Linked DNA regions of Homo sapiens: all the other regions are linked to region 1. Evidence: chromatin contacts called from ENCODE Hi-C or POLR2A ChIA-PET data. All regions are on one chromosome and are shown on one strand. Each heading gives the region's core, a stretch centred on a gene start or an enhancer-like site at or near the end of the contact. The rest is flanking DNA. Distances are from core to core; before and after follow the strand shown. Region 1 holds the start of SETDB2-PHF11 (SETDB2-PHF11 readthrough). Region 2 holds the start of MED4 (mediator complex subunit 4). Region 3 holds the start of RNASEH2B-AS1 (RNASEH2B antisense RNA 1). Region 4 holds the start of RB1-DT (RB1 divergent transcript). Region 5 holds the start of ITM2B (integral membrane protein 2B). Region 6 holds the start of SUCLA2-AS1 (SUCLA2 antisense RNA 1). Region 7 has its middle 67 kb from the start of DLEU1-AS1.

Region 1 (3,239 bases), core at 383-2,882:
ATTAGCTGGGCGTGATGGCCGGTGTCTGTAGTCCCAGCTACTCAGGAGGCTGAGGCAGGAGAATCGCTTGAACCACGGAGGCAGAGTTGCAGTGAGCCGAGATTGCACCATTGCACTCCAGCATAGGCGACAAGAGACTCCATCTCAAAAAAAAAAAAAAAAAAAAAAAAAAAAAAAACATCAATTATTTTGCTGTTTGTTTTGTTTTTTGGTATTCCTGATGCGAGATGTCTTTATCATGTATTGTTGATTAGGTTGTTCATCAGTTAATCTTGAATAACTGAAATCTAAGCTGAAGGCAATAATACATCGGCTTTCTTTTCATGCAAGTCAAACTGCTAAAATCTACCACAAAATATTAGCCTTTCATCAGCTTGGTCTTCAGATCCAATACATTTTCCCCTCAAATGAAAGACAATGCAATGCCATCCACAACAATGCTAAAAAAAAAAAAAAAAAAGGAGGAGGGAAACAAGGTTAAGTCCTGTCTTCTTCCTCCTACCCCAAAAAGAGCTCAGAAATTAAGGTGCTTTCCCTAACAAAGCCTCCTCCTGCTCCATGAAGTGACCAAGCATGTCATGGCAGACCCAGAGATTTATAATCTTCAACATATCGTTATCGGGGAAATCAAGATTTGACAAAATTCTTCCTTCACGCCCCGTTTCTGCAAGACCACCACTTTCTAGCTTAAAATAAAGAAAAAAAAAAGACAGCTGCAGGAATGCTTGGCTGCCCGCTAATGTACAATTTTGCCCAAACGCAGAACTTGACGCCCACTATTACCAAAGGATGGCCTTAGTAAAGTAACCCCCGCGAAGAGCAAACTGTTTAGCAGCCGCTCCCTCGAAAAGGACGGAAGAGGAGGTCTCTTCTGAACCTGAGGATAGTAGAGAGGCACTCCCCTTCCACTACTAGCTTTGCTCCTTTCTCAATCAGGCAGTTCATCAGCTAGCCTCCTTTGTCAAAGGGGGTTGATGGTCAGAATCTTTGCGAGACAAAAATTACTAAAAGAGCTCCCAGGAACCAATGTTAAGGCATCAAAGGCCCCGCCCAGCCCCCACAATGATCAACAAACCAAAACCTGGGATCCCTACTATTACCACCACCACAACCATCACCACCACCACCACCACCATTCCTCGCTCTCTCTAGCCAGGGATGAGACTCAGGCCCAGGAAACCCATCCTTTCCGCAAGTAGGAAGGCGCTGGGTCTCCTCCCTTAGGCCTCTCCTTTACCCCATTGTTCTCTCCGGACCCCTCCACTACGGCCAGGCGCTATGTATGTTTTCAACCCCCAAGAAGCCCAGTCCCAGCCACACACAAGATGGCAGCCTCACACCTACCGGAGGAAACAGCTGCGCCACCACTCCAGTGATGCCGGCCTCTCGACTACGAGTAACTCCATTGGCTCAGCTACAGTGCGCGAGACAAGCCGAGAGCGCTAGCAGTCAATCGGGAGGCGGCGCGCTCGGGCGCCACTGCGGTGCCAGCGGTAAGTGCGCCGAGTCTCTGAGGCGTGAACCAGTGGGGAGTGCGACCAATCAATGGGCTCCTGGCTGGGTGGTGGGACGGCCGGCGTCCGACTCCTCCCATGTAGTGATCGGTTTAGGTAGGTCGGCCTGGTCCCCGGCGGAGGTTACGCCTTCCCTCATCCCCGGTAGAGGCAGGGCGGGACTGTTGTGGTTGAGATGAAGGCTAGTAAATGGTGAAGTACTTCCCGGCCAGAGGGCACCTGCGCTCGGGAGGTTTGGGCGGCTTGGCGTCGGAGGAGAGCCCCACCCGCGGAGGAACCCAGCCTTGCCAACGGAGCTGGCGGAGCTCACTCCTCAGGTCAGGCGGGCGGCGTAGAAAACGCAGCGGAGCCAGGTGAAACCAAGGCACCGCCGTGGCTGGCCCCCGACAGTTCCTCTAGCCGGGAGGTTGGAGGAGCTGAAAACGCCGCGGAGCCCTCGGCCGCCCGAGCAGGGGCTGGACCCCAGCCCTTGCAGCCTCCCTTCTCCTGGCACCCAAGTGCAGTCCTGGCTGCAGAAGGGGCCGCGGGCGCACTGAGTTTCCAACCTCCATTTCAGCCTGTCTGTCTCAGGGTGCAGCCTTAATGAGAGGTGATTCCTAAGCTGCTGGGAACCTGAGGTTGTCAAAGGGGCGGCAGGAAATGGACAGCAGTATAAAACCCAGAAGCAGAACTTGAAGGTTAAACCACTAGCCCATTTCACAGGTAAGATTACACGAGCCCTTAAATACAGCAAGTTCAGTCATTCATCCAAGATCATGGAGTTCAGATTAGATAGTAACACTTCTGACTCGCTATCAGCCACAGCCCAATAAGTAATTAAGTAAGGAAAGATATGTAATTAACTGTGCTCTTTGGCATGTGGAAACCTGCAGTGAGCTCTGTAAATACTAACACATGAGGCCAAGGAGAGGAGTAAATTTGAAGAGGTCAAATGGAGTAACCAAAGCATAGGCTCTGAAACCATGCTGCCTGGTTCCTTATTTCGTGTCTGCCACTTACGGTATGGCATTCCTTAGCTTCCTCATCAGCAAACGAGCTGCTAATTTAACCCACATGACTGTTAGGGGGATTAAATAAGAACACGTGAAGTAGTTAGAAGCGTGACTAACCCGTGGTTCTTAAGCGTGACTTAACCCGTGGTTCTGTCGTTACAATTAAAACGTAAGGAGCCGAGAGGAAATGGTAAACGTGTTTTTAAAGCCTGTTTTAGAAACGAAAAGGAACCATACATTGAAGCAAAGCAGACTGGCTTAATTATTTTTCTACCAAAATGAAAAAGTGAGAAGGGGAAAAAAGTTTTTTAAGCCCATTTACTCTCTGAAATATTAACACCAGTTGTCTCTGGATGATGGGATGGTGTTTAAATTTTCTCCTTTATGCTTTATTGTATTTTGCAGATTTTCTCCAGGAAACATGTTTTACTTGTGCACGTTCAGTTTTCAAATTTTCAGGTGTGAACGCTGGTGAGAGCTGCTTAAAAACAAAGCTATGGGCCGGGCGCGGTGGCTCACACCTGTAATCCCCACACTTTGGGAGGCTGAGGCGGGCGGATCACCTGAGGTCAGGAGTTCAAGACCAGCCTGGCCAACGTGGTGAAACCCCGTCTCCACTAAAAACACAAAAATTAGCCGGGCGTGTGGTGGCGGGCCCCTGTAATCCCAGCTTCTCGGGAGGCTGAGGCAGGAGAATCGCTTGAACCCGGGAGGCAGAGGCTGCAGTGAGCCG
Region 2 (3,266 bases), core at 315-2,814, 1.3 Mb before region 1:
ATAACTACCTCTGAGTGAACACATGAGACCTTTCTGGAAGCCAGTCACACCACCAGAGCAGCTTCATTCTGTGAAGAAGTTCCAATGATCCGCCCGCCTTGGCCTCCCAAAGTGCTCGGATTATAGGCGTGAGCCACCACACCCGGCCCTAATACAGTTTATTTTAAACAGTGGATCAAACACATAAGCCATTTAATTTCTGCTGTCTAGGTGTTTTCGGGTTTTCTTCCATCATTAAATATTGTGCTGACCTGGTAACTTGGTAGCAATACGATGGCAAGGACTAAATTTACACCAAAAATAAAGTGCTGATTATATCACGTATATTTTAAAATACAACAGGTAAGATTTATTCTAAAGCTGTCAAAGAATGTTGGCTATAGAAAAAGTGACATTTGAGCTGGATTCTGAAGGATATATGAATCATTCACCAAATCGGGAGTAGACTGGGAATGGCACTGAAGATGTGGAAGTCTGACTAAAGAATTTGAACTTTACCTCACTGGACAACGCAAACCTACCAATGAGGTAGCTTTTATATAATTTTTCTGCAGAAAAGTGATATAAGATGCCTTTTAAAACTGGTATCGGCCAATATAAAAGGATAAAGTGCAGAAGCATGAGGCAATTAAAACTGTTTGGGAGGCTACATTTAAGAAGGAGTTATGAACAGCGGGGTTGGAACGAGAGGGCAAATTGGAGCGACACTTTAGGAGGTAGAACCAAGATAATTTACCATCCAAGTCAATGGGAGGGAGTCAAGGAAGGCTTCAACTTGAAAGACTTATCATGAAAGGTGACAGAATATGAAGAACGACATCTAATTTCATCTCCTATCTCTGACACACAACCATCCTAAACAACTTGCAACTCCACCAAGCCAGGCTTTTTGCACTTGCTGTTCCATCTATCTGTGCTGCCTAGTGAGTTTGGCGAGCTCATGCTTCCCAAGCAGCACTTTCTTCAGAGGGCCTGCCCTGACTACAACCAAAAAAGGTGCCTAGTCCCTGTGCTCCAGTACCCCGCAGCGCAGCCCTCTAATAAAAACAGGCCCCAAGCCAGTTTACACATCTGTCTCTCTCTCGACAGCTGGCATCCAGTCTACCCTTCACTACCGTCTCCCCAATGCTGAGCCCCCAAGGAGCGTTCCATAAATGTTAAGTGGCTGGCCGCGGACGAAGAGGCTCAGACCGCGCGAGTTCTTATCATTACTAAAATTCCCTCTAACGGGAAAAACCGCCGCCCAGAGTGCCAGAGGGCTGCGGACCCCACGTCCATGACCCTCATGCACCCGAAACTCCCGAGCTGGCCCTCCCCGCCGAACCCCGAGAACGAGCACAAACGCAGGGCCGGCCGGCTCCGGGGTCAGTCCCCCGGCCCAGCTCCAGCCCGGCTCTCAGGCTCGCCGCATTACCTAGACAGGACCTCCAAGTCCTCAAGCGCAGACAGCAGCCGCTCTCGTGTGCTGTTACCACCCGCCACTCCCAAACCGCCTCCCAGCCGCTCCTTCTCCTTCTCACCACTCGAAGACGCAGCCATTTTCCCCAGAGTCCCGCCACCGGCGCACGCGCAGAGCGAGCTGACGCAGGTGCGTGGCGAGAAGGCGGGCTCGGAAGGCGGAAGAGTCACCCAGGAGAGGAAAAAGAGGCCTGGCGAGAGCGCCCCCTTTGGGCCTGGAGGCGCACTGCGGACACCGGCGCCATCTGTTGGGCCGGCGAGGGCTTTCTGGTCCAAACCCTGGGAGCGACAGCTGAACTGAGAACAGTGGGGGCAACGCAGTCTGATTCTCCTGGGCCTAATGGTTTTTTTTCTTTCTTTCTTTCTTTTTTTTTTTTTGAGACGAGTCTCGCTCTGTTGCCCAGACTGGAGTGCATCGCCGCGGATGTCTTGGCTCACTGCAAGTTCCGCCTCCTGGGTTCACGCCATTTTTCCTGCCTCAGCCTCCCGAGTAGCTGGGACTACAGGCGACCGCCACCACGCCCGGCTAATTTTTTGTATTTTTAGTAGAGACGGGGTTTCACCTTGTTAGCCAGGATGGTCTCAATCTCCTGACCTCGTGATCCGCCTGCCTCAGCCTCCCAAAGTGGTGGAATTACAGGCGTGAGCCACCGCACCCGGCCCACCTTAACCATTTTTAAGTGGATAGTTCAGTGGCATTAAATACATTCATACTGTTGAGCAACTATCCATCTCCAAAACCTTTTATCTTGTAAAACAAACTCTGTACTCACTAAATGCTAACTCCTTATCCCTCCCTTCTCCAGGCCCTGGCAACCACCATTCTACTTTCCATTGCTGTAAGTTTGGCTACTCTAGGTACCTCATATAAGCAGAATCATACAGTATTTGTCTTTTTGTGTCTGGCTTATGTCACTCAGCATTATGTCCTCCAGGTTCATCCATGATGTAGCATGTGCTGGAATATCTTTCCTTTTTAAGACTAATATTCCATTGTATGCATATGGCACCTTTTGTTCATCCATTCATCTGACGATGGACAGTTAGGTTACTTCCACATTGCTATAATCCATCTTTATAGCCATACATCTTCCAACAAAATGTTTTGCTCATTACTCAGGTTAATTATTGAACTGAAGGAACCAATACAGTACATAAGTAGTAGTTAATTAACATAGTTTAAGTCATTGATGTACCACACATTCCAAACCAGAACTGGTTGTCAAAGGCAAAAATACGTCTTAGCCTACTTTTCCTAGGGATAACAATGTAGTAGGGATCACTCTCTACCAGAAAAAAGCAAAGTTACAAGCCTATTGGGAATGAGGATTCCATATTGCTATTATAAAAGATGGTCTGGGACTGCCTCACTCCCATGAGGTAGTAGTACCTGTAGTCCTTTCATTTCAGGGTCTCATCCTCTACTCTGTCTTTTTGGAGGTGCTAAACCTGACTCCTGGGCACCCAGAGTTGACAAGTCTTTTAGAAATTCATGTTAAATAAATTCACTCATAGCAACTGCTGCGTAATCTAGAATGCTGATTTACTCACTTACGATGAAAAGTAATAGTGCCAAACATATCTTTTTCCCATAGACAAAACTATATGAGAAGCCATATTATCACAGGATGTTGCTTGTTAAACTTGGATCAGAACAAACAAGGATAGATTAAAAATTAATGACACAATCATGAGGCTTTGTGTCTCCACAGTGTAGGGATATTTGTGTTCAAGAGATTGGATTATTTGTGTTCATAGGTCAGGGTACCTTTTCCTCTAGACAGTGCAAGAGATCCTTGTCACCTTTT
Region 3 (3,513 bases), core at 225-2,724, 1.5 Mb after region 1:
CAAACAACACTTTTCAATTAAAATGTTATTTTTAAAAGTTTAAATCCCCAAATTTCATGGCTCTAACTTTTTAAACATCACTTTTTAAATAAATGTCTAAGTTTTTAACTCAGTATACAGCGTTCTCCAAAACAACAAATTCATATTCTGAGCCCAAAACTGTGCACCTCTTTTAGTGATGAGGACGGAGTCCAAATTGAGGACATCCCTTGTAGCTCACAATGCACACATATTCTCACATCAATAGCAACACAGAATGCAACTGATGACCAATATATATTCACAAATAATTGAGGACCATGGCTAAGAGTTGCATTCGGATTCCGATGTGACTGCTATTGTCCTTAACACGGACTAGCTCCAGGTGAGTCCCCCGGCCCCGGGGGTGTGGCGGGCGTCACCCGTTGTCCGGGCACACACCCCGCAGACCCAATCCTAGCCCGCTGGCTAGACCATGGAGGGCCGCTGGGTGCAGCCACAGAGCGCGGGGCCCCGGCGACCCCGCCCCGCTCCGCGTCACTCGGCGCCCTGCGGCGCGCGATGAGCACCTACCACTAGCGGAGCCGCGAGGGAGAGGCCGCGGCCCCTTCCCGTTGCCTGCGGCCACCGGCCGGCATTCAGAGCCCCTCGCCTGGCGCTAAATTTAAAAACGTAACACGAGCAGCAGGCTGGTCTCGGAAACGAAACGAAATTCGGTCCCTGGGCCTCCTCCCGGGCGCTGCCGGTCCCTCAGCGCGCCGCGCCACCCGGAACAGACCCTTCTCCCGCCATTTTCGGCGGGGCTGGGAGACTGAGGCCCGCGGCGCTGAGCCTGCGGCGCCCCGGAAGAGGCGGGCGGCATGGCCGCTGGCGTGGACTGCGGGGACGGGGTTGGCGCCCGGCAGCACGTGTTCCTGGTTTCAGGTAAACACGCGCGCCCGGGCGGCGGGGTCGGCCCAAGAACTGGCGGAGCGGCCCGCGACCCCGGGCGCGCCGCCCCCCACCCCGGTGGCTCCCACTACCCGGCCCGGCGCGGGATGGGATTCTCTCTGGGACAGCTGGCCCCGCATTTTGGTCACACGTCATAGCAAGCCGCGGTTTTCAAACCCGGAAGCGCCGAAAAGGACCGAGCGTGTTTCCCGGGCCCTGATCCCCGGTGGCTCGGGTGGGAGGGTGGAAGCCGACTCAGCCTGAGGGGAGCCACGCGGGTTCGCGGTCACCGGTGCGCTGCGGGCCCCGGAGGTTTCTGCCCTTGGTGTCCCCTACCTGGCAGCTGGCCCTGCTTCTGTGATCCTACTGGGTTGGAACCAGGGATCCAGTAGGCTCGAAGTGGCCTCAGACGGTGCGCAGTTTTAAGAAAGCAAAGGGACAGGCCTGCAGTGGCGAGGCAGGAGGGAAGCGGGATGGGAGTCGCGGTTAGGCCAAGGGTAGTTCAAAGCGATTCAGCAGGATGATGACCACAGGAGTGCTGGAGCCGGGCCTTTCAGCCCCCGTGTGGATGATGACCGGCCATCCAGGACATGCGAGGGCTTGGGACAGTGGACAGCCAGTGCCACACAAGGAAGGACCGATTAAATGACACAGTTAAAGGAATTTGGCCTAGGGAGTGCAAGCCAGAAAGGTTTGGTCTTTTTATATATGTAACATTGGAAAAAAGGAACATCTCCTGTTCCCTGTATTAAGTTTTGACTTTAGCTCAGCAAATGCAGTGTTTGTGGCAGTAAATATACTCTGATAACAATATTCTTTCCCAGGAATTTAGAGTTTTATGATGGTTATTGAAAATGTTTACATGACAGGCTGTCAATAATATTTTTTGCCTCTAAAAATAAAACATACATAAAGTGTACGGATTTTAAGTATGCAACTCACTGAACTTTTCATACGTATACACCACCCTAGTAACCATCCCCCAGTTCAAGATGTAGACTGTTTCCAATAACGCCTCATGCCTGTTCCTAGATAGCCCCAGGAACCTCTATGCTGACCTCTGTCACCAGAGATTAGTTTTGCCTGTTTGAATAAGAGTGTACCCTTTGTGTCTGGCTTCTTTCACTCTGAAAGATTCATCCTTGTTGTGAAATTCATTCATGTTGTAGCAGTTGTTTGGTTGGTTGGTTAGTTTTTTCATTGCTGCTTCTGTTTAATTGTATGAGTATCCATACTATGTATCTCTACTGTGGATGGACATTTGGGTTGTTTCCAGTTTGCAACTATTACAAGTTACACTTCTCAGAGCATTCCTTTAGGCGGCTTTTGGTAGACATGGGCACTCATATCTCTAGGGTGTATACCCTGGAGTGGAATGGCTGGTTCTAGTACTTGTGTGTAGAGCTGTAGTTGACAATGTTAAATGGTTTTCCAAAGTGGTTATACTGATTTATATTCCCACAAGCAGTGTATGAGAGTTCCCATTGCTGCACATCCTCGGTAAAAACGTTTGGGTGGTAAAACAGCTAATGCAAAATTCAGGGTTTTGACAGAATCTCGCAAAGGGCTACCCGTATACATGCTTTTCATTAGAAAAATCATCCTTTCTTCTCACTTCGTCACATCAAGACAATTAGATTTTCAGAGTAGGAACTCTAATCATTCTTTCAGAATCAAGTGCATTATTGTTATTTCAGATATACACAATAGCTGATGATAATTTGAGCTTCTTATTTTGTTGTTCTGTTTAATCAGTATTGACATCGTCATTTTATACGTGTGTTTGTGTCCTTGTATTAAACACAAAACCCTCAAAAGAATTAAATATTGATTGTATCCCTGAAAATTGTAGGTTTTAATATATCTACTGCTGGGTTGTGGGAAGAGTTTCAGTTGAGTTTCTGTTCAGAGCTGAGATCTACTGTGACCTTTTAAGGCATTGGGGGAGGCTGAGCAGCTGTTGGAACTGCTAGAAAGAGCTGTGTGGTCAGGGGGGCAGGAACTCTTAACAGTTAAAAACTTGAGCTACCAGCTCCTGCAATTCTTCCTTCTGGCCTTTAGCGCCACCTGCAGGCTCTGAGGGTACAACAAGGTTTGACAGCGACTGCAGTGCAACACTAGTTCTCAAACTTGAGGGCATCATTTACCTGGGGAGCTGGGCCTCAGTTCCCAGAGGTGCTGGTTCAGTAGGTCCTGGGCTGGGGCCAGAGAATGTGCATTGGTAACAAGTTCCCAAGAGATACTGATGCTGCTGGTCCGGAAACCACTGCCCCCACCCCAGGAACCACTGCAGTAAAGACTTTGGGAACTAGATTGGGATATAAGAATGACAAGCCTCATGTTTGGCCCTCTTTGTGGTGGGCCAGAATTTATATGGTCAAGGAAGTGCATGTAAGTGCAGAGTGTGAGGCTCATCTTCCCAGATGTAGTTGTCGTCTTTTCCAGAAGATGAGAAATCAGCCTGCTTAGTTACCCATTCGGGAGTTGGAAACGATATGCCCTTGGCTGAGGGAGCACCATACTCCAGTAAAGCTGGGCCCTTAATAAAGAAAACAAAGATTATTAAACATTTTTCAAAAGTATTTGGCGGAGGCGGCTTGTATT
Region 4 (3,365 bases), core at 51-2,550, 1.1 Mb before region 1:
GATTTACATCACAGCACAACTGTATTTTATTCACAGCATAAACCATCTCTTTCCTTCTCAGTTGACGAGTTCAGATGGGCAATAACAGTGTCTGCCAAAGAGAAAAAAAAATGTATTCAAACTAGATAATCTATTGGTACAAATACCGAGACACAGAAGTGATAACAGCTTTAAGCCAATGTTTGATGGTGGTAGTCCCAGCAAGCTCTTTTCTGATGTCTTTGTGCCTTTGCACATGCTCCTTCTCTGTCACTGTTTTCTTCATCAAACATAATATAATGGACAAGTGGAATCAAATAGAATTGAGTTCAAATTCTCTGCTACCCATCGGCCCTGGTATTGGACAAATTAACTCCTCTGAGCCTGTTTCCTCATCTGCAACGTAGACTAGCTAATACTACCCATTGGAAAGCGTTGTTTCTTAGCTAATGCATGCAAGGCTTAAAACCTAGATGACGGGTTGATAGGTGCAGCAAACCTCCATGGCATACGTATGCCTATGTAACAAACCTACACGTTCTGCACTTGTATCCCGGAACTTAAAGTAAAAAAAAAAAAAAAAAAAGAAAAGAAAGAAAGAAAAAGAAAAAAAAGGCTGTTTCTGGGGATTAAATAAGACAATTATGTAAGGTGGCCAGCACAGTTCCTGGTACATAGTAAATGTCAGGCCTGCCTGACAGACTTCTATTCAGCAGCTACTGCTCCCCTGAAAATCTTCCTCAGACGTTTCCACGGTGCTTCCCGTTCTTACACCACTACAATCCTTTATTACACTACTATCCGTTCATTCCCCACAGCTCCCTCCCTTCCTTTCCCTAACCAGTGATCCCAAAAGGCCAGCAAGTGTCTAACATTTTCTATCTTCTAAGTGACTGGTAAAGTTCCGCACCTATCAGCGCTCCAAGTTTGTTTTTGTTTTGGCCGACTTTGCAAAACGGATTGGGCGGGATGAGAGGTGGGGGGCGCCGCCCAAGGAGGGAGAGTGGCGCTCCCGCCGAGGGTGCACTAGCCAGATATTCCCTGCGGGGCCCGAGAGTCTTCCCTATCAGACCCCGGGATAGGGATGAGGCCCACAGTCACCCACCAGACTCTTTGTATAGCCCCGTTAAGTGCACCCCGGCCTGGAGGGGGTGGTTCTGGGTAGAAGCACGTCCGGGCCGCGCCGGATGCCTCCTGGAAGGCGCCTGGACCCACGCCAGGTTTCCCAGTTTAATTCCTCATGACTTAGCGTCCCAGCCCGCGCACCGACCAGCGCCCCAGTTCCCCACAGACGCCGGCGGGCCCGGGAGCCTCGCGGACGTGACGCCGCGGGCGGAAGTGACGTTTTCCCGCGGTTGGACGCGGCGCTCAGTTGCCGGGCGGGGGAGGGCGCGTCCGGTTTTTCTCAGGGGACGTTGAAATTATTTTTGTAACGGGAGTCGGGAGAGGACGGGGCGTGCCCCGACGTGCGCGCGCGTCGTCCTCCCCGGCGCTCCTCCACAGCTCGCTGGCTCCCGCCGCGGAAAGGCGTCATGCCGCCCAAAACCCCCCGAAAAACGGCCGCCACCGCCGCCGCTGCCGCCGCGGAACCCCCGGCACCGCCGCCGCCGCCCCCTCCTGAGGAGGACCCAGAGCAGGACAGCGGCCCGGAGGACCTGCCTCTCGTCAGGTGAGCGAGCAGAGCCGCCGTCGCCTCACGCGGGAAGGGCGCCCCGGGTGTGCGTAGGGCGGGCGCCAAGGCGGCTCGGCGGGGATCCGTCCTCGCCAGGGGCCGGGTCCCGGCGGGAGGAGGCGCCCTCCCTGCCCCCCGCCACGGCGGAGCGTCTGCAGAATGGTGACAGGATTCTGGGTTCTTGGGCGAGGGGTCTCGGCTTCAACTTGACAGGTGTCGGGCGGGTGGGGCTAGGGTCCTGAGCGAAGTGACAGGTGCAGTTCCCTCTTGTGAGGCTCGGAGGCAGAGGGTCGTTGCGAGCGTCCATCAGACGCAAAAAATGAAAAATAAAAATACAAAAATGGTGTCTGTGGGAGAGTTTTTCACCGGAGAATTGGAGTACTCCGGTGGTCGTCTGACTTTCTGTTTTGGTTCACGCGATGCAACAGTTGGGAAGTATTTTCTTCCGGGCGTGCACTGCATCTGAAGTCCATTTGTGGGAGAGGCCGACCAGAAAGCCTTGGACAAGAAGCGCAGGGTCCTGAGTGTCCATTGCCCACAGGATACTCGGCTCAGGAGCTTTGCGGCGTTTCCTTAGAACAATAATGCATCGAGGCCTTGGGGACTCAAAGCCATCTGTAGTGATTGATGGAGCGTAACTCTTTAGAGGAACTGAAACATGGGCAAAACTTTCATGAGACATTTACCAGAAGTGCTTGAAAGTTTCTAAACTTTTTTTTTTCCTGTTTGATGAACTCTTCTTGCGTGTTAGTCGGCTTCGGCTTGTCTCATTATTTCTTCCATTTTGCCTTTTGACTTTGAACCAGCAAGGATCTTGGTGTCCCCTCTTTTTGCCTTTGTTTTTGGCACAAAATTAGTGGTTCTGTGCGCAAATGGAAATTTTCGTTTTCCCTTATTAAGTGGAATCTAAATTTAAGCAAGTCCATACGAATGCACTAGATCTTGAAGGGAAGTATTTATTGTATTACAACATCTTACTTTTCTTGATTTTTCTACTTTATGGTTAAATAGCTATGATTGAAAGAGTGTAATTGTCATTATTGTCAGCACTGGTTCTACTTTGAGACAAGTTCATTGCAGAGGGAATGGGACTTGTTTCTGTTTTTCACTATTTTCTCTCCCATTCTTGTCTATCACCAAATCCTTTCACCCTCACCCATTTCTTTCCACTCGGTATACACTAACAATTCACGGCAGAAAAGATTGAAGTGGGATTTAGGAAATGGCCCCTGGAAGGCTATTAAAAATTTATATATTTAAATGGACTGTCTTATAGGTCAGTTAAAAACCATATTCGTTAAAAAACCAAAATAACAACAACAAAAAATTAAAAACCACGTCTGGGGCATGTTCTGGGAAAAGACATGGCTTTAGTTTCTGATTAAATTCTGATGTATCCAATTCTTGCAAATTTCCCTTGGGAAAATGCAGTAATGGCTACTCTAAAGAATTCCATGTTATGCACACAGCTTTGGAAGCATACTCTAATGTAGGGTAACCAGGAATATTGACGTTGTGGCCACTGCTTGGAAAAAAGAGGACTGTTTCTTTCATTTTTTAACTCATTTTATATATTTTAAGTAATGGAACTATAAAAAATTCTCTTATAAGTCAAAACCATACAAGATACAGTCTGTTCTTGATTATCCATACCCACAAAGGGTTTCATTAACATAGACAGTTGAACTCTATAAATTAACCAGCAAGGGTAGAA
Region 5 (3,407 bases), core at 704-3,203, 1.2 Mb before region 1:
CAACCTTTTCTAAATCACAAGACTGGATTTGCTATGTTTGGTCTTGCTCCAGCGTCTTTATTATCCCTGCTGTTGTGCACTACACAGTTCTGTAGACACATGAGATAAAATGGAGAAAAAAAACCAGGAGATTATTCCCAGACCGGTTGCCAACTGATTTTAAACTGTTGCTCACTGCAAGTACACAAAATAATGAATGGTCTTTTATTCATGAGTCTTTCAAAATAGAAATCCTGGGGCGGGGAGGATTTCTAGTTTTGTCAACCTCATTTGTTCATCCTTTGCCTCAGCTTCCTAGTCTGTTCAGTAGTGTTGTTCACGAAGAATTTTGTTTTATTTTCTTCTGTAATTCCTTTTTTCCCCCCGGAGTATAATGACAGCCAGATTCTTCTCTATCATCTACTGCAAAATGCCTTGAGTATTTTTCTACCATCTTATTTTAACACAGAACGAAGTAGGAAGGATGTACATATAATTATTTATAATCCTCCAGATCTTGCTTCCAGAAATACTTAGTCTTCAACTGTAATGTCTCAGGGAACCTATTAAACTAGGGAGCTGGAAGCAGTCGTTGACTTTGAGGAATTAGATAACATTAGATACTATGAAAGTCCAGTCCATAGAGTCAACCTCACAGAGCCGATGCCTGCACAAGGGCGACCCAGGAGTTTAAATAAGTTGCTGCAAGTATGGTTAGCTACTGTTAAAACTCACCAGAACTGGAACCTAACTCATCCTCCTCTTGGTTGAGCAGATTTCATTTTGACAGGAATTTCTGAATACCCAAAGCAAACTCAAAGTCTGGCCTGGGTTTCTATCTCAGCCCAGGATGCTTCTGAAATACATGAACAGAAGGATTTGGAGATCTTGGGCTGTTTCCCTGGGACTTATGATCTGACATTCTATGGAAATACCCAACTCCCTCCTTGAGCAGGGCCAAATCCCCAAAGATCTCAGACTGAACCCACTTTTTTCAGGGTTGGCCCAAGGCAGAGCTGACACAGCTGTAACATTCTAGAGCACACCCACAACTCTGGATGAACCAGGACAGAATGGGGTGGAAGGATACAAGATAACACATTTGTCCAAGGGGGCCGTCTGTTGACACAGTAATGAACGCAGTAACGACGGGAGCCAGTATTCTACCTCGCATTAGTTGTAAATGAAACGTCTTCAAAACATGAGAATTTTGCGTTATCCTTAATTATTTTTTCATTTTGCAGAAAAATAAAGGGACTCGTCATCGAGTACTTTGAGTCACAAATCAGCCAAGTGTGCATGTGGTTTTTTTCCAAGTACGCACAAGAGTGGAACATTTCGTTTTACGAGTGTGAGATGTTTGAAATACAAATCTGCCAAGAGCTTCCTCCACATTGGTCTGGGACTAGGCAGAACAGGCCCTGACCTCCTGAGAGAGGGAAGGAAGACCAGGCAGGTCTGAGCCAGGTAAACGCCCTTGGGTGAGGTCCGTGAAAGATAAAGTCAGATCTCAAGGACAGAGAGCTTTAAACATGTTTGTGCTCCACTGAGTCGGTTACCTAATAAGTGAGAAAATGAAGATGTGGATGCACAAAAATTCCATGGCCTTTAGGCTCGCGGTGGGGACAGGGTACAGGGAAGCGGCGGTCTGGTGCTGCCAAAGGTTAGTCCCTTGTACCCGGCGAACTCAGGAAAGTTCACTCGATTTCGCTACAAACCTGCAGCACTCGGCCTGGAGGTAACCTGGTTGGGAGCGAATTCAGAACTGGAAATTCCAGGCGGCCCAGAGGGACACCCATCCCTCTCCGAGGCGCGCCGGGATCCGGCGCCCAGCTGCGGGGCGAGGGCAGGGTCCCGCGCAGCACCCCACCCCCGGCCGCTGGCCCCGCCCCCGCCCCCGCCCCGCCTCCCAGGGGATGTGCGAGCAGTCTCCGCCCTCGCGCGGGAGCTGGGAGGCTGCGAGATCCCTACCGCAGTAGCCGCCTCTGCCGCCGCGGAGCTTCCCGAACCTCTTCAGCCGCCCGGAGCCGCTCCCGGAGCCCGGCCGTAGAGGCTGCAATCGCAGCCGGGAGCCCGCAGCCCGCGCCCCGAGCCCGCCGCCGCCCTTCGAGGGCGCCCCAGGCCGCGCCATGGTGAAGGTGACGTTCAACTCCGCTCTGGCCCAGAAGGAGGCCAAGAAGGACGAGCCCAAGAGCGGCGAGGAGGCGCTCATCATCCCCCCCGACGCCGTCGCGGTGGACTGCAAGGTCCGAGCCCGGGGAGGTCGAGGAAGCGGGTGCTGGGCCCGGCCGGGGAGGGCTGCGCGGACTGCAGCGGCAGTGCGCCCCGAGGTGGCGGGCGCGGGGCTCGCGCCGCGGGGACAAGTCCCCGAGAGAGCCCGGCGCTCCCGTTTCCTGTGGGTCCGCAGCTCCTTTGTAAGGAAGTGCGTGTGCTGGAAGCGGTGCCTGACGCGGGGTCGGGGGCTTGGGAGGCCTGGAGAGGGAACGATTGGCTAATTGTGCCGAATTCCCGGTCGTTTGTGCAGTCCGGGGAGCGTGCGTGCAGCCAGGACTTGGCTTGTTCGATCTGGGGACCGGCAGCGACAGGCACAACAACAACAACCGAGTTTGGCACTTCCTTCCCAGTATAAATAATGTACCTAAAATGGCTGACATCATTACAAGCCTAAACCTCTGTTGTTTCCCACTTTCGTTTCTAGGCTTGAACAGCACTTGGACTAAGTCCAGCAACTGTAAGCGTCTTAATTTTAAAAGCGTTTCTTTACCTCCTTTTTCCACGGCCCTTCGGTAGTGGCAGGTGAACTTCACCTGGAGAGGGGACGAAGGGACAGTCCGCCCGAAGTAGGTTTGGGCTGTCTCTTACCATTACTAGTAAAGGCCAGTAATGACTATGTGGATGTTAGTGAAAAACCAATTGTTGGCATTTAAATTGTATCAGCGTCTTTGTGAGGACTCCTGCTGCGTGAAACTAAACATGAGAAATTTGCCCCCGGGTCCCTAATAAAATTCTCCTTTATTTTACAAAATCTCCCTTTAATCCTAGGAAAATTCATGAAGTGGGGCTGTTACTGTGTTGACTTTTAGTAGGTTACGATCATATTTACTTAAATATGAGTGTAATTGTCTCATAAGTTAAAAAAGCCCACAGCCTCTTACCCAGACCCTTTTTAGGCTGCAAAAATTAGAAATTAACTGTAAAGTTATGTTGCTTATCTTATTTTTTGTTGTTGTTAGCATTTTTCAAGACCTATTATCAGTAGGGTAAATTTAGTTTTAACTTAAAAAAATTGGTGTGCCACGTATGAATAATGGGAGTTTTTATATGGACGAATGAAAATTATTGCTGAAAAACAGGCCACTAATATACTGTAAAAAATTCACAATATAATGGTAATCTAGACATCATATTATAATTTATTATATTCTGAA
Region 6 (3,386 bases), core at 604-3,103, 1.4 Mb before region 1:
AAAAAATTAGCCGGACGTGGTGGCAGGCGCCTGCAGTCCCAGCTACTAGGGAGGCTGAGGCAGGAGAATGGCATGAACCCGGGAGGCGGAGCTTGCAGTGAGCCAAGATCGCGCCACTGCACTCCAGCCTGGGCGACAGAGCAAGACTCCGTCTCAAGGAAAAAAAAAAAAAAATGTGGAAAACAAATTGCTAAATTAAATGTGTGACCTTGAACGAGTTTCTTAAGACTCCGTACTTCTATGTCCTCATCTACAAAAGCAAAGGGTTGGACTAAGGTCCTTCCAAACTCTAGAGCTGCATTTCTTAATACCAGGGTAGAAGACAGCAACTGTTATAAAGAAAATAATATTGGAAATTTCCATAAGGAGAAATGAAGGCTTTTAAATGAACTTCCAAAAAGATAAAGATTTTGACTAGAATGAAAACGTATTTGTCACTAAATTCCCCATTTTCTAAAAACTAAATAGCACTCTTCTAAGATTCATAAGAAGGAAGTTCAAGGTCAAAAAGTCACTTCTATCGGGAAGCAAACTCACAGAACTCACTACCCCTAGGCTGAAAGTATGAACAACTTCAATAAAAATGAAAAAAAAAAAAAAAGGTAGGGGCGGGAGGGCCCTAAATCAATTCATACTATGACATGTATGAAGAGTTACTTCAGAAAAAAACCCAAAACTCTGGAATTGACTTAGGACACCAATAATGCCCTTCCACAGTTTTTTGTTGTCAAAGTTGGAAGGAAGATGTTTGTTTTCGAAGTTGTGGAGCCAACTCAAGTACACGGCTTTAGAACCAGACACCTCTGGGATTAAATCTCAGCTTTGATCTTACCTCCTATATGACCTAGTCCAAATTACTTGTTCTCTTAACCATAATATGTTCAACAATGATGCAGGTGTTGAATGACTTCCTCACAGTTGCTGAAAAACCTGAGAAACTACACGTAAAGCGCTTAGCACATTACCTGGCACACATCAAATATTCAAAACAAGGCCAGTAACTATTATGCTATAGCCTATCCAGAAATAAGGCTATACAAAAGATTATTTTCTTACCTCTCCAACTGGTTAGGTAGAAAACATAATCTTATTACTGCTATTAACAAGTAGAACAGTATACAACTACTTGGAGGAGAGGGGAAACTTCCCTACCTTGCCCCACAAAAGGCAAGTCAGTAAGCACCGCTGGTCCTCTGACATTCCCACCTATGACAGCTCCCAAGAAACACAAAAGTACTTTTGAAGGGCATTCCCCCCTGCCCAAAAAGGGGCGGCGCAAGTCTCAGCCCACCGTGCCAGACGCCGGAATGGCAGCAGAAAATGTCCTGACCCCCTCACCTCCACTCAGAGCCCACCTGCTCCCGCCCATCTCTTAGAAACTGCAGGAGCAGCCACGGCCGGGCCGCCGGGGATCCTCGCGGACTAAGGGCTGGGTCAGAGCCGCGCAAACATGGGCTCGCTCGTAGTCCTGGCGAGCAGCACTCCCAGGCAAGTCGCCCGAGGGCCTTGCAGGGCACCCAGAAAATGTCACTGCCGGCGAAGTGACCCCGAGCCGGGCCACGGGACCCCTCACACCTCACCCTTTCTCCTGCCGACCCTCGAGACGACAGCGGACTGGAAGGCATTACCTGAGCAGCAGCCCGCTGGGCCGTCCGAGGCCGGTGGTTCCGAAGGGTGGCCACGGCCACTAGCCTGCCGTAGAACATGGAGGCCGCCATTTCTGAGTCGGACCCCGTCCCCTCGGCGCCGCGCGCAGGCGCACAGGCGACAGGCGGCCCAAGGCGCAGCCTCTCTGCAGCGCTCACCTACGCCCCGCCTCGCGCCACCCGTTGGGGGCGGGGCCTCGGGTTAACACTGCAGCCGCTAGACCAGCTCCCTGGCGGGCGCGGAGCAAGCTTTGACCTTTGGAACTGGGCACCGCAGCCCCAATATCTGCCCTGCGGTCAGAGCAACCTGAACACTTCCTAGTGAATTGCAATGTAAAGGTGACCAGCGCCGCCACTTGGGTGATCTTAACTTCTCTCAGCCTCAGTTGCCTCATCTGTAAAATGTGTTTCATTCAAGAAATGATTACCCAGTGTCTACTTCGTGCTAAACAGCCTTGAGCCCTTGGCCTACAGCAATGAATAAAACCATTTGTGATGCTCAAAGAGAAGATGGTCGGTGTAACGCGCTTGTGATGCTCAAAGAGAAGATGGTCGGTGTCATGCGCTTCTGATGCTCAAAGAGATCGGTGTCACGCGCATCCGTGTGAAGACACCGCCAAACAGGGTGTGAGCAATAAGGCTGTTTATTTTAACTGGGTGCAGGCGGGCTGAGTCCGAAAAGAGAGTCAGCAAAGGGAGATAGGGGTGGGGCTGTTTTATAGGATTTGGATGGGTAGCGGAAAATTACAAAGGGGGTTTTTCTCTTACGGGCAGGGGCGGGGGTCACAAGGTGCTCAGTGGGGGAGGTTCTGAGCCAGGAGAAGGAATTTCACAAGGTTAATCACTCAGTTAAGGTGGGGCAGGAACAAATCACAATGGTGGAATGTCATCAGTTAAGGCAGGAACCGGCCAATTTCCCTTCTTTTGTGATTCTTCACTTGCTTCAGGCCATCTGGATGTACACGTGCAGGCTTGGGCTCAGAGGCCTGACAGTCGGCCACTAGTTACCAAAGCTGGTGGCAGGCTGGAGTCTCCAGGGAAGCTATTGATTGATTGATTGACTGATTGACAGGGTCTTGGTCTGTCACCCAGGCTGGAGTGCAGTGACGCGATCACAGCTCACTGCAGCCTCAACCTCCCATGCTCAAGGGATCCTCCCACCTCAGCCTCTGGAGTAGTTTGGGACCACAGATGTGTGTCACCAGGCTTGGTTGATTTTTTTATTTTATTTTTTTAGGGACAGAATCTCTCTATGTTGCCCAGGCTGGTCTCCAACTCGTGGGTTCAAGCGATCCTCCTGCCTCAGTCTCCCAAAGTGCTGGGATGACAGGTGTGGGCAACCACACCCAGCCAAGGATCTGGTTTTTGAAAAGATAAATAAATTTAACAAACCTCCAGCAAGACTGCAAAGAAAAAAGAAAAAGAGAAGACACAAATTACCAATGTGAGGAACATACCAGGGAATATAATTACAGAACCTTCAGACACCAAAAAGGAATGCCATAAATAACACCACATAACATAAATTTGACAACTTTGACAAGATGAGCGAATTCTTCAGAAGGCACAAATTACTACAAATAACCTAATATGAAAAGGTAATTTAAATAGTCCTCTAACTAGAGAAAATTGTAATTGTAATTTTTAAACTAAAAAAAAAAAAAACCTGAGATCTCCAGGCCCAAAAGCTTTCACTGATGAATTCTATAAAATGTTTACACAAGAATTAACACCAATTCC
Region 7 (3,146 bases), core at 414-2,913, 1.2 Mb after region 1:
CAAAACGTGACTTAGACTGATACAAGGACTGATATATAAGGTTCAATGCCCCATATGAGCTTTCTAAATTTCAAAACATTCTGACATGCAAACCACATCAAAACCCAGGGTTTCAAATAAAAAATTGTGGAGCTGAACTGTAATTCATTTAACTAGACCCTTGTTGACTGGCATTTGGATTTCTAAAAGTACTTTTTGCTATTACAGTGTGGTAGTAAATAATGTTGTATGTCACTTCACACCTGTAAAATAACATACATAGGATTAATTTCTAGAATTGGGATTTCTAGGTCAAAGAGTAAATGCATTTGCAATTTTGACATATTTGGCTAAATTATCCTCTGTAAAGGTTTTATATCTTCTCACCCCTCATAAGCTTATTCCCCCAACATTCTTCTTTTTCAGTCTTTCCATTTGAGAGGAGTAAGCATCTTTTCATACTTTAAATGGCTACATTCAGTTCATTTTCTGTGAGCTGTTCGTTTATTTATTTTGCTCATTTTTTACATTGGATTGTTGAAGTTTTTTTTAGTGATTTGTCAGAGTTCTTTATGTATAAAGGAAATGAATCCCTTGTGATACAATCTGCAATTTTTTTCTAGTTGACTTGCTTTCAACTTACTTGTGGTGGCTTTTGCTGTTGGGTTTATTTGTAGACTTATTTATTTATTTGTTTTCTCTCTCTGCAGACAACTTTCCTTCAGACTATGTGTTTTTTTAACTCCATATGTGGCATAATCTATTCTGATTTTTCTAAAGAAAGAGAAAGAAGTAAAGGATGCAGGGCAAAAAGCTATCCATATGATTTAGGTCTTAGGAGACTCAGGAAATTGATAGGCAACATTGAACATTTTAAATTCAGCACTTACTAAGGGTTTTGTGTTAAGTTTTTGTATCTATCTATAACAATAGCAACTTTCATTAGTGCATAGTACAATAATAGAATATATATATCTTAAAAACAATTTTGTTTTTTGTCTCAGTCAGAAAGCACAACCGTGTGCACAGTCACCTAACCATGTCTATTCCCTGTCTCTTGCTTTCCTTTTTCAAAGCATGTTTTGCTCTGTGGGTGTGCATGCCTGTGCGTGTGTTTTGTTTTTAAAGACATTGCTCATGTGCATAGTGCAAAGGTCATTAAAGAGAAAATTTGATTAGTTATTAAGTATGTTGTAAATATATTGGTATTGAAGACTATTTATTATATTTCCAAAGAAAAGATAAATGTTTCAAATACTTTAAGATAAAGAAGACTTCTGTTGAAATCCCCAATTAACTTTAAACTTTTCAAATCAGCAATCAGAATGAAAGGTGGTTAACCATCTGACATTTTGGCAATCTTGTGACATATACCGTAGTAAAGGCCAAAAAAACTGGAATTGAGTTTCATGAGAGGGAACAGATTCTAAGATTCGAGTGCAGAGGTGCCTGCATTATTCGAGTGCAGAGGTGCCTGCATTATTGTGGCTCTATTTGCTGTCTATTTCACTTGCCTATGCTTTGGGCCAGTGTAGGCCTCTTCTCTTTTCACTTTAAGCCTGTGGTTAATTTTCAAGTAAGAGGGCCCCATGGGGTGAGGCCCAGAGGAGGCGAAGGCTGGGGGTAGGTCAGGCGGGGGCGGGTGGGGGGGGGCCTGCAGACCACAGCCTCTGTTTATCCGCAGTGCAGGTGCAAGGCAGTGGCGGGAAGGCGGTGCCCCTGGGACTTCTCCCAATCAATCACCCCACCTAGGCCACCGGGTGGCCCCTTGGGGCTGCCTCACACAAAGTGCAGCCTTTCTCTGACATCCCAAACAGGCAGAGAGGCCAGAGTTCACAGAGAGCAGGGCTTTCACTACTTGGCTGTTTTTAAAATGTAGTCAAGTTAAACTGCAGGGAGAGTCCCAAATGGTAAAAATCTAAATAGTCTCACTTTCAGTCCATCTCCCTGCTCCCTGGAGCTGCTCTGACCTTACCTTCGATTTCCTGTCTTGAGCCTCCCCTCTCCATTTGAGGGGGTCACTGTTGTTTTTTCCCTCCTGTGAAACTCCTGCTTAGCTTCCAGCCTTTGGAGAAAGTGCTTAATATTTTCAGCAGTGGAGACTTCCTTTGCAGGCTTCAGAAAGACAATTTTCTTCGGGGAAGAAAGAAAGTGAGACCATAGCCAATGCAGCAGCTGACAGCCTCTAGCCAGACAGATGTTAGAGGAGGCAGAAGTGAGGAAAGATACAATATACTTTGGGGAATTTGTTAATCTGAAATTATTAATTATACTCTTGCTAAAGGCATTGTATTAAAAATCGGGCAACAAGAGAAAGAAGTAGAGATGCAGTTTCTACAATTCAGTTCACAATATACTTGAAAAGATCAAATAATGGCACATCAAAAGTAGAAACAGTAAATGGGTTAGCTCGGGGTTTAAATCCTAGTGCTGCTAGTTCATAGCTATATGACCCTGGCAAATTGCTTAACCTCTCTGAGCCTCTATTTTCTCATGAGTAAAGTGGAGATAGTGAGAGTATATACCTCCTAGGATTGCCCTGAGGATTAAATGAGATAAGTATGTAAAGTGCATGTCACTGGACTTGGCCTTCAGCAAGACTTAGTGAATGTGAGTGTTCATTGGTACAAACTCTGTATATGTTACAAGAGTACACAGTAGGACTCCTAGGAGTTCAGAAACGGGCAGGGCCCCCGTGGCTGGGATGATCAGAGAGAAGCTGCCACGAGGGGAGAAAGATTTGGCTTGAGTCAGAGAAAAGTAAAAGAACTTATATATGTGGAGGATTTTAGCTGAGGGGATGGCAAGTGGGTGGTACTGAGGCTCCCACGGCCTCCCCATTTTATGTGAACAAGATGAACTTCACTATTATCATGTTATATATTGGGGGGCCAGGGTCTTCCAAGTAAGACTTGGTGTGAAGAAGCTTTTTGTTCACACACACACACACAAATTGAAAACCAATGACTTGCTTAAAGGCAACTGGTGGATGAGACAAGAGCAGTATCTGAAAAGAAGATTTACATTCCCTAATGTGCATTTGTTCAGGGAGTCATTTGATAAACTTACCGAGGACCTCTTATGTTCTAGGTAAGAGGTGGAGGACACAAAGATCACTGAGATACTGTGGCTCCTGCTCCCGGCTTCTACTCGTGGGACAGTCAGCC

Evidence for each region. A loop is a pair of places that touch in the nucleus more often than their neighbours do. ChIA-PET counts read pairs that join two places held with the same protein, here RNA polymerase II (POLR2A). Pooled maps may share reads with other maps.
Region 2: a map of naive thymus-derived CD4-positive, alpha-beta T cell shows a loop between it and region 1 (16-fold over the local background). The contact joins the promoter of MED4 here to the promoter of SETDB2-PHF11 in region 1. A Hi-C loop is called at or near these places in 3 of 168 maps with a recorded cell type or tissue (CD4-positive, alpha-beta memory T cell and naive thymus-derived CD4-positive, alpha-beta T cell) and 10 of 50 pooled maps.
Region 3: a map of CD8-positive, alpha-beta T cell shows a loop between it and region 1 (21-fold over the local background). The contact joins the promoter of RNASEH2B-AS1 here to the promoter of SETDB2-PHF11 in region 1. A Hi-C loop is called at or near these places in 3 of 168 maps with a recorded cell type or tissue (CD8-positive, alpha-beta T cell and naive thymus-derived CD4-positive, alpha-beta T cell), 3 of 37 single-sample maps with no recorded cell type and 15 of 50 pooled maps. POLR2A ChIA-PET finds 5 or more read pairs at or near these places in 2 of 52 experiments (T-cell and WTC11).
Region 4: a loop to region 1 is called in a map of CD8-positive, alpha-beta T cell, with 8 times the contacts of the local background. The contact joins the promoter of RB1-DT here to the promoter of SETDB2-PHF11 in region 1. A Hi-C loop is called at or near these places in 2 of 168 maps with a recorded cell type or tissue (CD8-positive, alpha-beta T cell and naive thymus-derived CD4-positive, alpha-beta T cell) and 17 of 50 pooled maps. POLR2A ChIA-PET finds 5 or more read pairs at or near these places in 1 of 52 experiments (HepG2).
Region 5: a loop to region 1 is called in a map of CD8-positive, alpha-beta T cell, with 5 times the contacts of the local background. The contact joins the promoter of ITM2B here to the promoter of SETDB2-PHF11 in region 1. A Hi-C loop is called at or near these places in 3 of 168 maps with a recorded cell type or tissue (CD8-positive, alpha-beta T cell and ascending aorta) and 17 of 50 pooled maps. POLR2A ChIA-PET finds 5 or more read pairs at or near these places in 1 of 52 experiments (activated CD8-positive, alpha-beta memory T cell).
Region 6: a map of CD4-positive, alpha-beta T cell shows a loop between it and region 1 (8-fold over the local background). The contact joins the promoter of SUCLA2-AS1 here to the promoter of SETDB2-PHF11 in region 1. A Hi-C loop is called at or near these places in 3 of 168 maps with a recorded cell type or tissue (CD14-positive monocyte, CD4-positive, alpha-beta T cell and CD8-positive, alpha-beta T cell) and 6 of 50 pooled maps.
Region 7: a pooled map shows a loop between it and region 1 (7-fold over the local background). The contact joins the enhancer-like site here to the promoter of SETDB2-PHF11 in region 1. A Hi-C loop is called at or near these places in 2 of 37 single-sample maps with no recorded cell type and 4 of 50 pooled maps.

The regions. Positions count from the first base shown.
Region 1 is chr13:49,442,642-49,445,880 of GRCh38, forward strand. SETDB2-PHF11 (SETDB2-PHF11 readthrough) reads left to right here and starts at 1,633. Exons shown (of 21, transcript NR_135324.2): 1 at 1,633-2,216. CAB39L (calcium binding protein 39 like) reads right to left here and starts at 1,423. Exons shown (of 11, transcript NM_001079670.3): 1 at 1,345-1,423. SETDB2 (SET domain bifurcated histone lysine methyltransferase 2) reads left to right here and starts at 1,633. Exons shown (of 14, transcript NM_001160308.3): 1 at 1,633-2,216. RefSeq lists enhancers at 801-870, 1,240-2,012, 1,251-1,330, 2,013-2,786 and silencers at 1,339-1,819, 1,491-1,540.
Region 2 is chr13:48,093,540-48,096,805 of GRCh38, forward strand. MED4 (mediator complex subunit 4) reads right to left here and starts at 1,565. Exons shown (of 7, transcript NM_014166.4): 1 at 1,415-1,565. The coding sequence starts at 1,539. RefSeq lists a silencer at 774-1,068.
Region 3 is chr13:50,909,238-50,912,750 of GRCh38, forward strand. It overlaps RNASEH2B-AS1 (RNASEH2B antisense RNA 1), which reads right to left and starts at 1,475. Exons shown (of 3, transcript NR_046552.1): 1 at 1,246-1,475. RNASEH2B (ribonuclease H2 subunit B) reads left to right here and starts at 554. Exons shown (of 11, transcript NM_024570.4): 1 at 554-903. The coding sequence starts at 840. RefSeq lists silencers at 369-798, 809-1,048, 1,259-1,308.
Region 4 is chr13:48,302,402-48,305,766 of GRCh38, forward strand. It overlaps RB1-DT (RB1 divergent transcript), which reads right to left and starts at 1,301. Exons shown (of 3, transcript NR_046414.2): 1 at 890-1,301; 2 at 1-91. RB1 (RB transcriptional corepressor 1) reads left to right here and starts at 1,350. Exons shown (of 27, transcript NM_000321.3): 1 at 1,350-1,648. The coding sequence starts at 1,512. RefSeq lists enhancers at 478-1,203, 1,204-1,927, 2,002-2,051, 2,292-2,361 and a silencer at 1,502-1,791.
Region 5 is chr13:48,231,253-48,234,659 of GRCh38, forward strand. It overlaps ITM2B (integral membrane protein 2B), which reads left to right and starts at 1,954. Exons shown (of 6, transcript NM_021999.5): 1 at 1,954-2,225. The coding sequence starts at 2,109. RefSeq lists silencers at 1,830-2,189, 2,200-2,409 and an enhancer at 2,465-3,162.
Region 6 is chr13:47,999,552-48,002,937 of GRCh38, forward strand. SUCLA2-AS1 (SUCLA2 antisense RNA 1) reads left to right here and starts at 1,854. Exons shown (of 2, transcript NR_189308.1): 1 at 1,854-2,271; 2 at 2,884-3,140. It overlaps SUCLA2 (succinate-CoA ligase ADP-forming subunit beta), which reads right to left and starts at 1,722. Exons shown (of 11, transcript NM_003850.3): 1 at 1,629-1,722. The coding sequence starts at 1,718. RefSeq lists enhancers at 1,357-1,406, 1,427-1,476, 1,497-1,686, 2,063-3,262 and a silencer at 1,807-1,916.
Region 7 is chr13:50,592,893-50,596,038 of GRCh38, forward strand. No RefSeq gene overlaps it. Among named protein-coding and RNA genes, the nearest start is that of DLEU1-AS1, 67 kb to the left of the region's middle. RefSeq lists a silencer at 1,585-1,784 and an enhancer at 1,885-2,084. Within about 2 kb of position 1,664, at least 3 of the 41 ENCODE cell types and tissues checked have a DNase peak (open chromatin) inside an H3K27ac peak, as active enhancers do.